Regions from separate parts of the Homo sapiens genome. Here region 2 is linked to region 1. A link is a contact called in ENCODE Hi-C data. All regions are on one chromosome and are shown on one strand. Each heading gives the region's core, a stretch centred on a gene start or an enhancer-like site at or near the end of the contact. The rest is flanking DNA. Distances are from core to core; before and after follow the strand shown.

What was found. Hi-C counts contacts between places; a loop is a spot of excess contacts on that map. Pooled maps may share reads with other maps.
Region 2: a map with no recorded cell type shows a loop between it and region 1 (13-fold over the local background). The contact joins the promoter of SIN3A here to the enhancer-like site in region 1. A Hi-C loop is called at or near these places in 20 of 37 single-sample maps with no recorded cell type and 9 of 50 pooled maps.

The regions. Positions count from the first base shown.
Region 1 is chr15:74,399,317-74,405,907 of GRCh38, reverse strand. No RefSeq gene overlaps it. Among named protein-coding and RNA genes, the nearest start is that of MIR6881, 8.8 kb to the left of the region's middle. RefSeq lists enhancers at 1,567-1,646, 1,907-2,176, 2,217-2,306, 1,856-2,821, 2,437-2,966 and 6 more and a silencer at 2,732-2,941. Within about 2 kb of position 2,812, at least 11 of the 41 ENCODE cell types and tissues checked have a DNase peak (open chromatin) inside an H3K27ac peak, as active enhancers do.
Region 2 is chr15:75,448,586-75,455,176 of GRCh38, reverse strand. It overlaps SIN3A (SIN3 transcription regulator family member A), which reads left to right and starts at 3,487. Exons shown (of 21, transcript NM_001145358.2): 1 at 3,487-3,754. RefSeq lists silencers at 1-42, 363-802, 3,523-3,622, 3,843-4,342 and enhancers at 133-202, 2,072-2,603, 2,833-2,882, 4,593-4,722, 4,150-5,069 and 4 more.

The DNA of each region.
Region 1 (6,591 bases), core at 1,563-4,062:
AGGTCCCAGAACTCTGGCAGTTCTTTCAAGTTGGGCAAAATAAATGAGCTCAGAAGGGCTTAGGTAGAGGTGAACACGTCCTTTGGGGCTGAGCCTATATCATGGTGGGGAAACACATGGCTTGCAGCTTGATTCAGCTGTAGCCTATGCCTGGAGCAGGCATTGCTGATCAATTGTGGCATTCCTTTCCTGAGCTCATATGAGTGATTTTCTTCAGAACTTGCATTCTCTGGGGGCTACTGGGCACTTGAAATAGGGCTCATCTGAATTGAGATGTGCTGTAAGTATAAACAACACACTGGATTTTGAAAACATAATATGAAAAAAATGACCTTAAATTTTTACATCGATTACACTTTGAAATGATAATATTAGAGGTTGGGCGTGGTGGCTCACACCTGTAATCCCAGAGCTTTGGGAGGCTGAGGTCAGTAGATCACCTGAGGTCAGGAGTTTGAGACCAGCCTGGCTAACATGGTGAAACCCTGTCTCTACTAAAAATACAAAAATTAGGTGGGCATGGTGGCGTGTACCTGTAATCCCAGTTATTTGGGAGGCTGAGGCAGGAGAATCGCCTGAACCTGGGAGGCAAAGGTTGCAGTGAGCTGAGATTGCTCCATTTTACTCCAGCCTGGGCAACAAGAATGAAACTCTGTCTCAAAAAAAAAAGAAAAAAAGAAATGATAATATTTCAGATATAAGATATATTTGGCTAGATAACATACAAAAATTAATTCCACCTATTTCTTTAACTTTTTTTGTTGTTGTTGTTTTGTTTTTTAGATGGAGTCTTGCTCTGTAGCACAGAATGAAGTGCAGTGGCAGGACCTTGGCTCACCACAACCTTCGCCTCCCAGGTTAAGCGATTCTCCTACCTCAGCCTCCCGAGTAGCTGAGATTACAGGCGCCCGCCACCACGCCCGGCTAATGTTTGTATTTTCAGTAGAGACGGGGTTTCACCATGTTGGCCAGGCTGGTCTCCAACTCCTGACCTCAAATGATCTGCCCGCCTTGGCCTCCCAAAATGCTGGGATTACAGGCGTGAGCCACCGCTCCTGGTCTTCTTTAACTTTTATCTAGTGTGGCTACTGGAACATTTTAAATTATGTGTGTGGCTCATATTGTATTTCTGTTGGACAACACTGTTACGGAATATCTGCTCTGCGGGGGCAGGGAATTTTGTCTTTTTTTGTTCACAGCTAAATTTCATAGCACCTAGAGTAGCACCTAGCACACAGTAGGTGGTCAGTAAATTATTTGTGGAATGAATGAATGGATCCTCACCAGCATTTCTCCTTAGGAGTCACCAGCAATTGATCAGATGGAACTTATTTGCTACCCCGAGCCTAGCGGATGCTACACCACAGTGCTAACAACCCCCGTTTGTGCTTTCTGACTTTAGAGCTTGTGTCGCTCTCCTGGGACTCTCCTGATACCCAGTGGGGCAGGTGAAAGTGGACTCTGGTGAATGCACTGCTCCGCTGAGGGTCTTCTGAAAGGGAACGTTTCCGTTCCTTCTGATCAGGAAGCAGGGCAGTGTGCAAATGGTATGGAAATCACTTCTTGTGGGTGTTTGCCTATCTAGGGTGCTGGGGATACTTCCAGTCCACTTCCTGACCCCAGCCCTTGGTCCCTAGAGACAAAAGAGGAAGCTCTGGAGACTTTGAGCTCTGGGGGCAGATCGGGGGAACTGGGGCCCCCTTAGTCTTTCCCCAGCGAATGAGGGCTTGTAGCCCAGAGCATCCTCATCTCTCAATTCAGCAGGAGCCTAAAAATAGTCTGCAGTTTCAGCCTCCCCCACAGCCGCCCGCGCCAAGTGGGGCCCTGCGCCCGGCAGCTCCTCCACAATCCAGACTGTCTGCACAATCTGCCCCAGCTACCGACCCCCATCTCCTCGGCGTCTGTCCCATCCTGGCCCCTGAGAACCCTGAGCTCAGCACTCCCTGCTGTGAGGCCTGCTGAGGGTCTGCTTCACACTCTGCCTTTCCTAACAGCCTGGGCCCTGACCCCTGGAATTCCAGACCCCATGTTTTGTCCACTCTCCATTCTGGAGGGGACGCTAGCCAGACACAAGTGGGGTGAAGGTGTTGCAGGTAATGAAACCAGCACATGCAAAGCATGGGGTGCGAGAGAGCACAACATGCCATGGAAGGGGTGAGCCGGAAGGGCTGGGTGCACGGGATGGAGTACGGGGGCCAGTCCCAAGCTGGAAGGCAGCACCGCAGGTCTGTTGGCTCCCACCCCACGCGTGGATGCCCTGGAGTAGATGATGTCTTCGTCCAGCCCACGGTGGAGCAGGACTGCCCCTTGGATCAAGTAGCCTGCAGTAGCTCTGGTGCCACCCACACCTTGTGTAGAGCCCAGAAGGAACGCTTAGGTGCCAGGGCCTGTCTCCCTGTTTTGGGTCCTCCACATCTTGTGGGAAGCCCTGGTGCCTTCCGGCTCTGAGCTTCTGGGGTTCCTGCCTGCTTAGCAATACAGGAAGTCTCCTCAATGAGGTCCAGCAAGGGGAATGCCTCGAGGCAACCAGTACCTTGGTGGCAGAGCTGGAATGAAACCCTCCATATCCTGATGCCCAGCTGGGACCCGTCCCTCCCATCAATGTCGGGCGACCACTGCTGAGGACACATCCTGGTCAGAACCTGAGATACGGGGCTTGGGGACCTGCCCTGCAGAAGGGTTTCCTGGTGGCAGGAGTGAGTGTGCAGGTGACACTGCTGGCCCATGACGGTTCCACATTCTGAGTGAGCAGGGTCCCAGCTGCAGGAAGTGGTGGCGGCAGAAGTCACAGTCACCTTCCTCTCCTGGGGGCCGGCTTTCGGGGAAGCCAGGGGAAATGCTGAGCTCATGGGCTGTTCTTCCCACAGCTGGTTTCCAAGGCCTTTTCTTGTCCCTGACATCTCTCCACAGCCTCACCACAGCCCTCAGAGGCGGAATGCCATCGTGGGCATTACTGTCCCATTAGGCAGAGCAGGTGCAAGGCCAGCCTCTTGCTCTGAGCTACCTGCCCCTTCAGAGCCTGGCCTAGAACCTGGACTCCTGCCTCTTCCCACCTCCACACAACACCCTCCCCCAAGGAAACAGGGGTGGGTGGAATCTAGAAGCTTCTCAGGTGAGGTGAAGGTGTTGGGAAGGCATTAGAACTTGAGGTTTTCTCACCTCCACCAGCCCCTCATTTCCCAGCAGATGTGAGACCTCCTTGGTGTGCATGTCAGCCCGTGATAGGTCAGTCTCAGGACGTTTCCCCCAGCATGGGGCCTGTCAGAGGAGCTCCCCCTCCCCAGCCACCACAAGAGCCCAGTCACTGGGAGCGCCCCTGCACCCTGGAAGGCATCCGAGGGATCCAAGCCCATTCCTCAGCTTGAGGAAATGGCAGCCCCTGCAGAGGGCCCTGACTGGCCCTGTGAGTGTGGAGGTGGGGGCGTCCTAGCCCTGATACATCCTTTCCTGAACTCCACCCCAATCATGGGTATAAACACAGGCAGAACATCAATGAAGTGAGAGGAGAGTTGTCTGCCTTGGCAGCCAGCACCAGGGAAGATGGAACTGTGGCTTGTCTACCTGTCTGGCCTTCTGTTGTTCTCTGTCTCAGTCTCATTCTGTTTCCCTGTTGGTCTCTGTTTCTATTCTCTCTCTCTCTGTCTCTCCTTGTTCCTATTTCTCTCTCTGGCTTGACCTCTTATGCTCACTTACACAAAACAAGCATGCATATATACAACAGGTGGGCACATGGGACCACACGTATGACCTGCTCACCCATACACACGTACAAACATGCACATCTGTGCACACATGCATCCACACAGAATCCTCCCTCCTCAGATCCTGTATGTATATTCAGAGAAGGGGGTGGTGGTGAAGCTCTCTTTCCATGTATCCACAGGCTCAGGGAGAACCCACAGTTAATTTCCAGGCTGTTTCTGCCTCCCTGTCACTGGCAACTGGGAGCTTGGAGGAATAGGCTGGGATCCCCACTGATATCTGGGACTCTGGTGGGGATCTCTGGGCCATCATAACCTGCCAGTGAAGAGCATGAGAGGGGAGGGGGAGTCTCCGGAGGTGAGCAGAAGGGACGAGATAGGAAGATGAGATGTTGAGTTAGCAGTGCACTGGCCTGGAGGGCTCTCTGGCTCCTTCCCCTCCTGATGCTCTTCCTGGTGGTCCTGCTGAGATGCCCTATGACCCACCTGAGAGCTGGGGACCAGGGACGACTGGACCACAGGAGGCCCCAGAGGGAGGCGCCTGCAGGGAGGGAAGCCTCCTCAGTCATTTGCCCCACCCACAGAAAGCTGGAGGCTGGACGTCCCTAGGGTGTGTGGCCATGAGGAGAGAGCCTTTATTCCTGTCCTTTCAGGACAATGGGCCAGATGAGGCCCCACCAGGTACTTGGGTTTCCTGGGTGGGTCGGGGCTTTCCTGGAATGCTCAACCTTCCTGGTGTCCCAGGGTTGAGGTAACTGCATGGGAAGAGGGTAGGCAGGAAGCCCTTACGGTCTGTAAGGACCTGTCCTGCCCTGGAGTCTGGGTTCAGGTGGTCATCAGAGCCTGCACGCCTCCACCACTCTCAGCATGTGGGCCTGCTCCCTGTTCAGAGCAACCCCCTTACTGAGCACCTGTGTGGTGCAGGCTGTGCTGGGAGGAGGCTTGTGAAGAGCAGGTGAGCTAGGACTGGGCACCAGAGAAGGAGGAGCCCCTTTCGCTGCTGGGGCAGGAGCTAGAGCCCCCACGGGCATGTTTTGGTGTGGGGACAGATTCAACAGGAGCCCAGGGATCTTTCTGAAATGTGACACTTGCCTCCACCCTCCTTGCCAGAAAGGGACATTGCTCAGCCACCTGGCTCAGCTTCAATAAGCAAGTAGTAATAGTGGTGAACAAAAGCCAAATGCGTAAGTCACGCACCTGCCCGGGACTGTTCTGAAACTTTGTGTGAATTGTCTTGGTTAGTTTTCTCACCAGCCCTTTGAGGTTGATACTATTACTATTGTCTCCATTTCATAGTTCAAAGAACTGAGGCTGAGAAAGAGTAAGTAGTTTACCAAAATTTCACAACAAAAAGATGCATCTAATCTTTGTCCTCAAGAAACAGGGGTTCTACTTTTACTTTTTTTTTTTTTTTTTGAGATAGGATCTTGTTCTGTTGCCTAGGCTGGAGTGCGGTGGCACGATCTTGACTCACTGCAACCTCTGCCTCCCGAGTTCGAGTGATTCTCTTGCCTCAGCCTCTTGAGTAGCTGGGATTACACCACGCCTGGTTAATTTTTTTTTTTTTTTAATTTTTAGTAGATACGGGGTTTCACCATGTTGACCAGGCTTGTCTCAAACTCCTGACCTCAAGTCATCCACCTGCTTCAGCCTCCCAGAATGCTGGGATTACATGTGTGAGCCACTGTGCCCGGCCCAAGCTCCTGCTCTCTTTGCTGGGTTCGCGGTTAATACAAGTGATACACACAGCAGAGAGAAGCAGTCAGGTGGGCCACTCTGGCAAAATGGCAAAGATCAGGTCTGGGACAGAGTCTGCCCCAGTGACCAGGGTTCCCTACACAGAGTCCATTAGCACCCGAGTCTTGGACCTCAGAGGAAGATGATGGGATCACTTGTTCCAAGACACCCTGAGGCTCTGAGACAGGGAGGTCACCTGTCAATCTGTCCTACTTGGGACCGAGGTGGGCTGAGAGGCCCTCTGCTTGGGCTGCAGGGCCCCTGCAGGGGTTGAGGATCAGCTTTCTCCTCTCATTGGTTCCTGCCAGAACCATCTTAGGGAGCAGCTGCTGTGGGGGCTGCTCTCCCACAGCAGGGAACCCACATCCTGCCCCATTACAGCAAAGTGAGCATCCGGTGGGGGAAGGACCCCCACGGGGGGCCTGAAGCTGATGAAAGTTGAGTCAGGGTGACTCAGTGGAAGGCCTCTTCCCACTGCTGTCTCCAAGTGGAATACTGTGGTCAGACCAAAGGAAGAACTTCCCAACCTCTGGTCCCACATCTGGAATGCATGCCAAAAAGGGGTCTCTGAGAGAACATGGCAGTTTGGCAGTTCTCAGGCTCTGTCATGCTACATACTGACCTCAGAAAGACCCCGGGAGGCAGACTGCAGATGGGGAAACTGAGGAAAGGGACAGGACCTGTACCAGAGCTGGGACTGTAGCTGGACCTTGAGTCTGCTCATCATGGGGGCACCTGCCCAAGGAGAGGGCAGCACCCCACTGCAATGCCCCCTATGTTTCCCCAGAGCCCCTCTCCTCCCATCTGCTCCTCAGAGGCCTTGTCTCGAGGTAGGAGTGGAGTGAGGGGGTGGGGGTTTCCCTGAGCAAAGAATAGTTCTCCTGTAGGATGCTGTTTTAAGAAACACACAAATAGACAAGCCACCCAGCCAGTCAGACAAGTTTGGCTTTCCAAACCTGTCCCTGGGGTGGCTGTTGTTGCCTTTTTATTTATTTATTTATTTATTTATTTATTTATTATTTATTTATTTATGTATTTATTGAGTAAAGGTTCATATAACACAAATTTTGCCATTTCAAAATGCACATTGCAGTGGTTTTGAGTATATTCATAATGCTCTATGACACCTACCTCTAGCTAACTCTGGAACATT
Region 2 (6,591 bases), core at 2,238-4,737, 1.0 Mb before region 1:
GGTTTTGTTTTTGCCCGCAAACTTGGAGGGGGCGGTGGGCGCGCTCCGGAGAGGCGCGGGCACTGTGGGCCCGCGGTTGTTATGGACTCTGGGGGCGGGGGCAACACCGGACTTGCGGGAGGGGCGGCCGGGGGCGGGAGAGGCCACCGGAAAGAGCCCCTGCGCCTCGCCGCTAGCCCTGCGAGCTGCCGGGTCTCCAAACTCCCTGGCCGTGGCGGTCGAGTCAGCATTCGGTGCCGGAACCCGTCAGGCCGCGACCCAGCAAGGAGCTCGCATCGGTGGTGCGGAAAACCCCCAGAAACTCGGCGGCTTCGTCCGCGGCCCCGGCTGATCCCCTTGCAAACATGGAGCTGCCTGCTTCCCCGCCCACCCCAAGGCGGCGGCGGCGACTGCTGCTCTCTTCCCCTCCCCCGACCGTGCCGCCGCCGGGCTCCCCCTTCCCGCGAGGTGCTGCTGCGGACCGCTCGGCGCGGATGGGGCGGGGGCGGGGGCGCGGGCGTGTGCGCGCCCACGAGGGGGTGGCCTGAAAGGGGCAGTGAAGGTCGGAAACTGGGAAAACAGTCTCCACGCTCGGAATCGGGAAAAGGAAATGCATCAGCGGGCGGGGAGGGGCGCGGGGGGCGCGCCTGTCAGCCGGGATGGCGGCCGCGGGCGGGTAGGCGGGGCGCCGGCGGGAACCGTCCCGGCCGGGCGGGGCGACGCCGGGAGAGGCGGCGCAGGGGCCCAGTCCACCGAGCGCCGGGCGGCCCTTGCCTGCACTCCTCGGCCCAGACTGTTTACTATCTACTCCGCCGGCGGCTTGTGCAACCCGCCTGCAGGGGAGCTGAGGGGCGGACCCCTTTCCTCTCTCCCACCCACCTCCGGCTCTCCCGGAGGCCCCGCCTTCTCTTGTCTTCCACTGGCTAGGCGAGACTCCCTTTTTTTCTCCTTCTTGGATGTGGATTGGATGACATTCTCCCGAGCTCCGCCTATCGGGAGGCCGGGCTGGAGTTTAAGTTGCTAGGATTTTTTTTTCGCGGAGGGAGGAGGGACGGTTCTTGCGGATGACGTGAGGCGCAAGGTCCCGCCCCCGCCTCTGATTGGTGGGGCGGGTAGCCCGGCCTCCTCCGGCGGAGAGAGCTGGGAGGGGAAGTCCACCCTTGCTCCCCGCCTCCCTCCGCTCTTGAGCGCGCTCCGCACATGTGTGAGGCCCGCCTAGCTCCTTCGAACTGCCCTCCCGCCCGGAAGTCCTAGGCTCGGCGCCCTTGGCGAGGGGGGCGGGGAGAGCCGAGAAGCCACACAAAGGTTCCACCGAGGCTCGAGACCTAGTAGCCTTCGGGGTGAAGCCAGGGGATTACAGTGCGGAGTGGATTTCGGGAGCGAAACTCCGGAGGTTCTGCTGGGTTTGAGATCTGCCTTTCGGGGCCGGGGCCAAGTACTAAAGTTCTAACCCTGTCGCTTGGCTATTTCCGTGCCCCTTGACTTCCCTGAGCTTAAGCTCGAGAACTCTGCAGACGCTGCAAGTGTCTGTTCTTTCCTAGGCATGGCAGCGGCTGTCCTTAGTTGGCTGTATCTGAGACTCTGACAACCTAGTGCCCTGGCCTGGGGCCCTTAGGCGAGATCTTAGCGCAGGTGGTACCCTGTGTTCACGGGAAGTCGTGGGCGGCCTAATGCTGGCTTGGGTTCTGAGTAGTTCTTGATACCATGGTGGGAATGCCCTGTGGTACTCAGTCTAGTGGTGGAAGGCGGCGCAAAGTTAAAAGTAGCCGTGGGTCAGTTCTGCTGGAGTGCCGCTTCCTCCTAACCTCCGAGCAGTTTGGCCCTGGGGTCGCTTCGTTGGTCTGACTTATTTTTAGAGCTCTGTCCTGGGGCAGGGCTTGGCTACTGGCGAGGCTGCTCCCACCTGTCGGCTACCCTTGGAGTTCACAATTCGCTGCTGTGGTTTCGCGGCTCGAAGCCATCGCTGGAGTCAGGCCCACCTGCTGCCAGAGCTCGTTCCTGGCCGTTTCCGCTGGATTGCAGAGGGAGGACAGTGTTGGACCTAGGCGTGGGTTCCCTGGGCGTGTCCCTTGGGGTCTTAGCTCTCTGGGAGGAGGGTTCTACTTATTCGGGAGAGCGGTAACAACGTAATCCCGTCACCTCTCCTGGCGCTGAGAGAGCGCCCCCCAAAGTAAGATCAGCGTCAGGCCCACGCCCTATTTGGTGAATAAATAAAAGCAAACTAGGAATTGAAAGCACTTTGTCTCACTGTGTGTTCGAGGCACTGTTACCTACACAGAGAGGGCACAGGAACTGCTATTAACACTCCCGGCCAAGGAGAAGGTGAACAGCCGTTATCTTATGTCCCCAACTACGGAAATTTTATCCATTCTCTGAGTGTGGCATGTCCCCAATGTTAATTTATGCCGTGGCCTGTTTTGGTGTTTTCCTCTCCTTTCTCAGTTCTGAGGATGCCTCCAGATCCACCCGGGAGATCGTGAGTACCTTGTGCCTCACGCTCCGCCTTCCGGAGGCTTGCCAGGGCGGTGGCTGTTAGAGCCCGCCTCTCTTTTGGTTATCTCCGCCCTCTTAGGACTGCATATTCAGCTCTAGGGAGTTTACTTCTCCGCCTAGGTCTCCAGACCTTAGTTCTGTACTCTACTTGGCTGAAAGGAGTTGCCAGCTGCTCCGGATATTTGTGTTTACAAGGACGCAGTGTGTAGAATGTAAACTGTAAAGATAACTGGACGGAAGGATGAGTTCTCATTCTCTCATTTTTTTTGTGAGGGAGTCCTCCATGGTGGGCTGCCTTTCCTTCAAATCCTAGGATGTGGAGTCTCCGCTGATGAGCTCCGCTCCCCCTCCTATCTCGGGCCCTGGAACTCCGAGCTTCAGTCTCTAGTGTAAACATTCCACAAAAGGACTGCTAAGGTTCAGCCTCCTCGCGCAGGGTGGAATTAGCTCCTTCCTAGACGGGCGCCCTGGCCAATGGAGGGTCCTACCAGCGCCAAGATATCCAATCCGACTCTTGGGGCGGGGCCTGGCCCGGCAGTGCGGTAGGCGGAGCCTGTTTCACTTACAGACATTTTACCCCACATCGGTTACTTACCTTACTGGGGCGGTGGGAGAGCCAGGGGTAGCCTTCCAATGCGATGACCAGCGGAGGCGGGAGCCAACTTGTTAGGCCTGTGGCTGAGACGCTGCAGGGCGGGTTATGTGGTGTCCTCCAATGAGACAGGAAGAGCTTCCCTGCTTCCTCCAATAGTGTTGGGGCTCGGGGGTGGGCTTCAGCAGTCCGTCTCCAATAGGCGGGGTTGAGTTAGGGAAGCTCCCCGCCAATAGGGGCGTGGAGAAGGAGAGCGGCTCCCCCTCCCCTACCAGTCGAGGGGGAAGGGGCGGGAAAATCATAAGACAGGCCTCGGTGGTTGGCTGAGTCTTTGACGGGCGGGTATTGCGTCCTGTATTGGAACGAAGCTGAGTCTTCCCTCTGCGGGGCGGGGTCGGGGGAGTGGGCGGGATTTCCCGGGTAACAGAGAAGCGGCCGCGGCGGTAGAGGCGGCGGAGACGGTTTCTCCATCTTCCCCCCTCCCCTTCCCCCCTCGGAGTTTCCCTCCCTCCCTCCCTCCCTCCTTCCCAGTCTGGGCACCGGAGCCTGTGACCGCTTCGTTAGTGGAGAGGTAGCTGGCAGTCCGCTTCGGCGGGCCTGTGCCCCGCGCCGTTCTCGGGGCCTCCCTGCTGAGCTCGCGGCTCACGCTGAGAGGGACACGCAGTGACGAGCGGCCGAAGCAGCTTTGCGGTGAGAGCACGCTGGGCCGGGGGCCGGGCGGGAGCCTGGTGGCGGGTAACGCCGGACTCGAGGGTGTGTATTTTGGGGGGGGGGGGCTGACCTCCTCGGCTTCCCGTAGAGCAGACGGGCGGGAGGTGTGTGGTTGTGTGAGGGGGGTGGGGGGCGGAGCGGGGTAGCTCTCCGCGCGGGAGGGGGAGGAGAGCGTAGTCCCGGTGCGCGCGGAGGGGGGCGGGCTCTCGCGCCGCCGCTCAGAGGCGGGGCCGGCGCGCGCGTGCGATTGTGGAGAAAGGGGCGGGGCCGGCTTCGCGCTGAGTGCAGTTTGCGGCCGACCACCCCCTCCCCTCCTCCTGGGGTGGGCGGGGCCTCGGGCTGGCGGCCGCGCTCTGGCCTGCTGGGGTCGGGGAGGGGTAGGGGGGGGTCTCCCGCGTGTAGATTCAGGGCGCGGCAGGGAGGGGGCGTGAAGTCTGAGTTCCTCCGCCTTCTTGGGATCCGGTTGGCCGGAGGGGCCGTACTGATCCGTGATGCCACTCCCCTTGGCCGTCCCCCCCTGCACCCCGCCCAGGCCCCGGGTTTCCGCCTCCTTGGCAATGAGGAGGTGCTAGGGAAAGCCCGCTGTCGGGTCTGGCTGGGAGTCTCGGCGCCTAGATCTGCCCCGCCCTATGTCTCCGTGGGGAGGGAGGGGCACCCGCCGACTGGGAGCTGTGGAGGTGTCAGGACTTACTCTTGTGGCTGGGTCATGCCTTCTGCCTGGGGGCACAAGGGCCCTGTGCCGGAGCTGCTTTCTCCGCTTTGCTCCATGCAGCGTGTCTGGCACCGTGCAGCCAGGAGAGTGGGAGCATGGTCACCCCCACTCCCCTCTTGGTTGTAACTATTGGGGCGAAGTGCCCAAGGTCCTCTTGTAGGAGCGTGCGTGGCTGGTGCTGGAACCCTAGATCCGCGGTGGTGATGGTAGGGGAGGGGCAGGGAGTCATCAGAGACTAGAAATGTGGCGGAGGGAAAACCTTCCCTGGGGTTCCCTTGATGTTCAGTTACCGTGGCTGTACGGGGCGGGGCTTCCTTTGAGCCAATGGGTGGTGGGTAGTAGACTTGGCGTCTGTTTCGGTGCGTTAGGACTTTAAACGAAGTTAGCCTTGAAAAGGCAGTGGAAGCTCCTCCTCTTTACAAGGCTGAGATTTATAACAGGAAAGTTTGGATTTACATTTTAATCTCAAAACTGGTCTGTTTATAAAGTAGGGTTTGTTTTTTTTTTTTAAGAACTCAGACTTTGAATAAAATACTCCGATATCTCTGACAGTTGTATTTTTGAATGCTTTCATTGTGCACATGGTTCTGCTATATAAACTTAGTTTCCTGGACGGGCGCGGTGGCTCATGCCTGTAATCCTAGCACTTTGGGAGGCCGAGGCAGGTGGATCACTTGAGGTCAGGAGTTCGAGACCAGCCAGGCTTACATGGCGAAACCCTGTTTCTACTAAAAATACAAAAAAAAGCTGGGCGTGGTGGCAAGCGCCTGTAATCCCAGCTACTGGGGAGGCTGAGGCAGGAGAATCACTTGAACCCGGGAGGCGAGGGTGCAGTGAGCCGAGATGGTGCCATTGCACTGTAGCCTGGGCGACAGGAGCAAAACTCCGCCTCAAAAAACAACCAAAAAAACTTGGTTTCCTAAAGAATTTGCTATTTAGGTAACTATAGGTGAAAAGTCTTTTCTTTTTTATTTTATGTACTTATGTTAGACCATCTAGACCACTTTCTATTTATACTCTACATAGTACAGTGTTGTTGCCCTTTTTATTTCAGAGGAGGGTGGAATTGTGGATCAGGGTAGCCTTCTGTATGTGACTTCTGTAGCGTTGCCCTCCAGCCTGTATTGGAGAGTTGCCTTAGGGCATTTCAGATTTAGATAGCAGAACCACATTAGATGAGGTTTTTGCTTTCACTTGATACATTATCTTTTCCTATTGAGAGAAATTATTTCAATGTTTTTCACATTTTTCATGAGAAAAATAAACATGGAACCAATGTTTATTTATGCAGTAATGTCTAAATGAGCCTCTGGTTAATTATCTGAAGTGAAATTCTAGATTTGTGCTTTGGTTAGTAGGGCCTGAGTGGTACCCTGTGCTATATTTATGTGAAAAGGGTAGGTGGGTCCTACCTTCTCTGCTAAGGAAGTTGCAAAAGCAATAGCATTTTAGTTTAGCAAATGATGGCTGTAATAGAATTGGTGGGGAGACAAAAAATCCAGGTGGTTTTTTCTGATGCCATAAACTGAGAGAGATAGTGGAGAACGATTGACCATTGAGGAAAATTTGGGCTACATATATAGTTCCCATGATTTGCAGTGCTGTATACTGGGGAACACAGAAGAGTCTATAAGGATTCAAGTAAGAACCTGGTTTTGCTGTATTAGGAACATTTTCATAAATGCTTCATAATCTCCAGATAATTATTTTATATACTATAATTTTGTTCAGAGATAAATAGCTTAGAAAGATTGGCACTTCGTAATTAAGAGGGTTTTAATAATTTACATACAGAGAAAGACTTTTTTTCTTTTTTAAGGAAGGAGGTGTGTAGTAATTTGACAAGATTCCTGGTGAAGTATAATTCTTTTTACATCTTCAGTGGGAGCAGACAAGACACTGGAGAGCTGTGCATGGCAGATGTTAGTACCTGGGAATTTTAACTGGAATTAAGAGGTTATATCCCTGGCATTCAGTAGTTTAGCATAGTGCTTTTCATGGCTTTCTCTCTTTTCTGGGCAATCCACCAGCCAAGAGTTTGTTAAGCTTTACTTTCTGTAGGCCTTTAAAAAAATAAATAGTATATGCTTTTTCAAAATACACC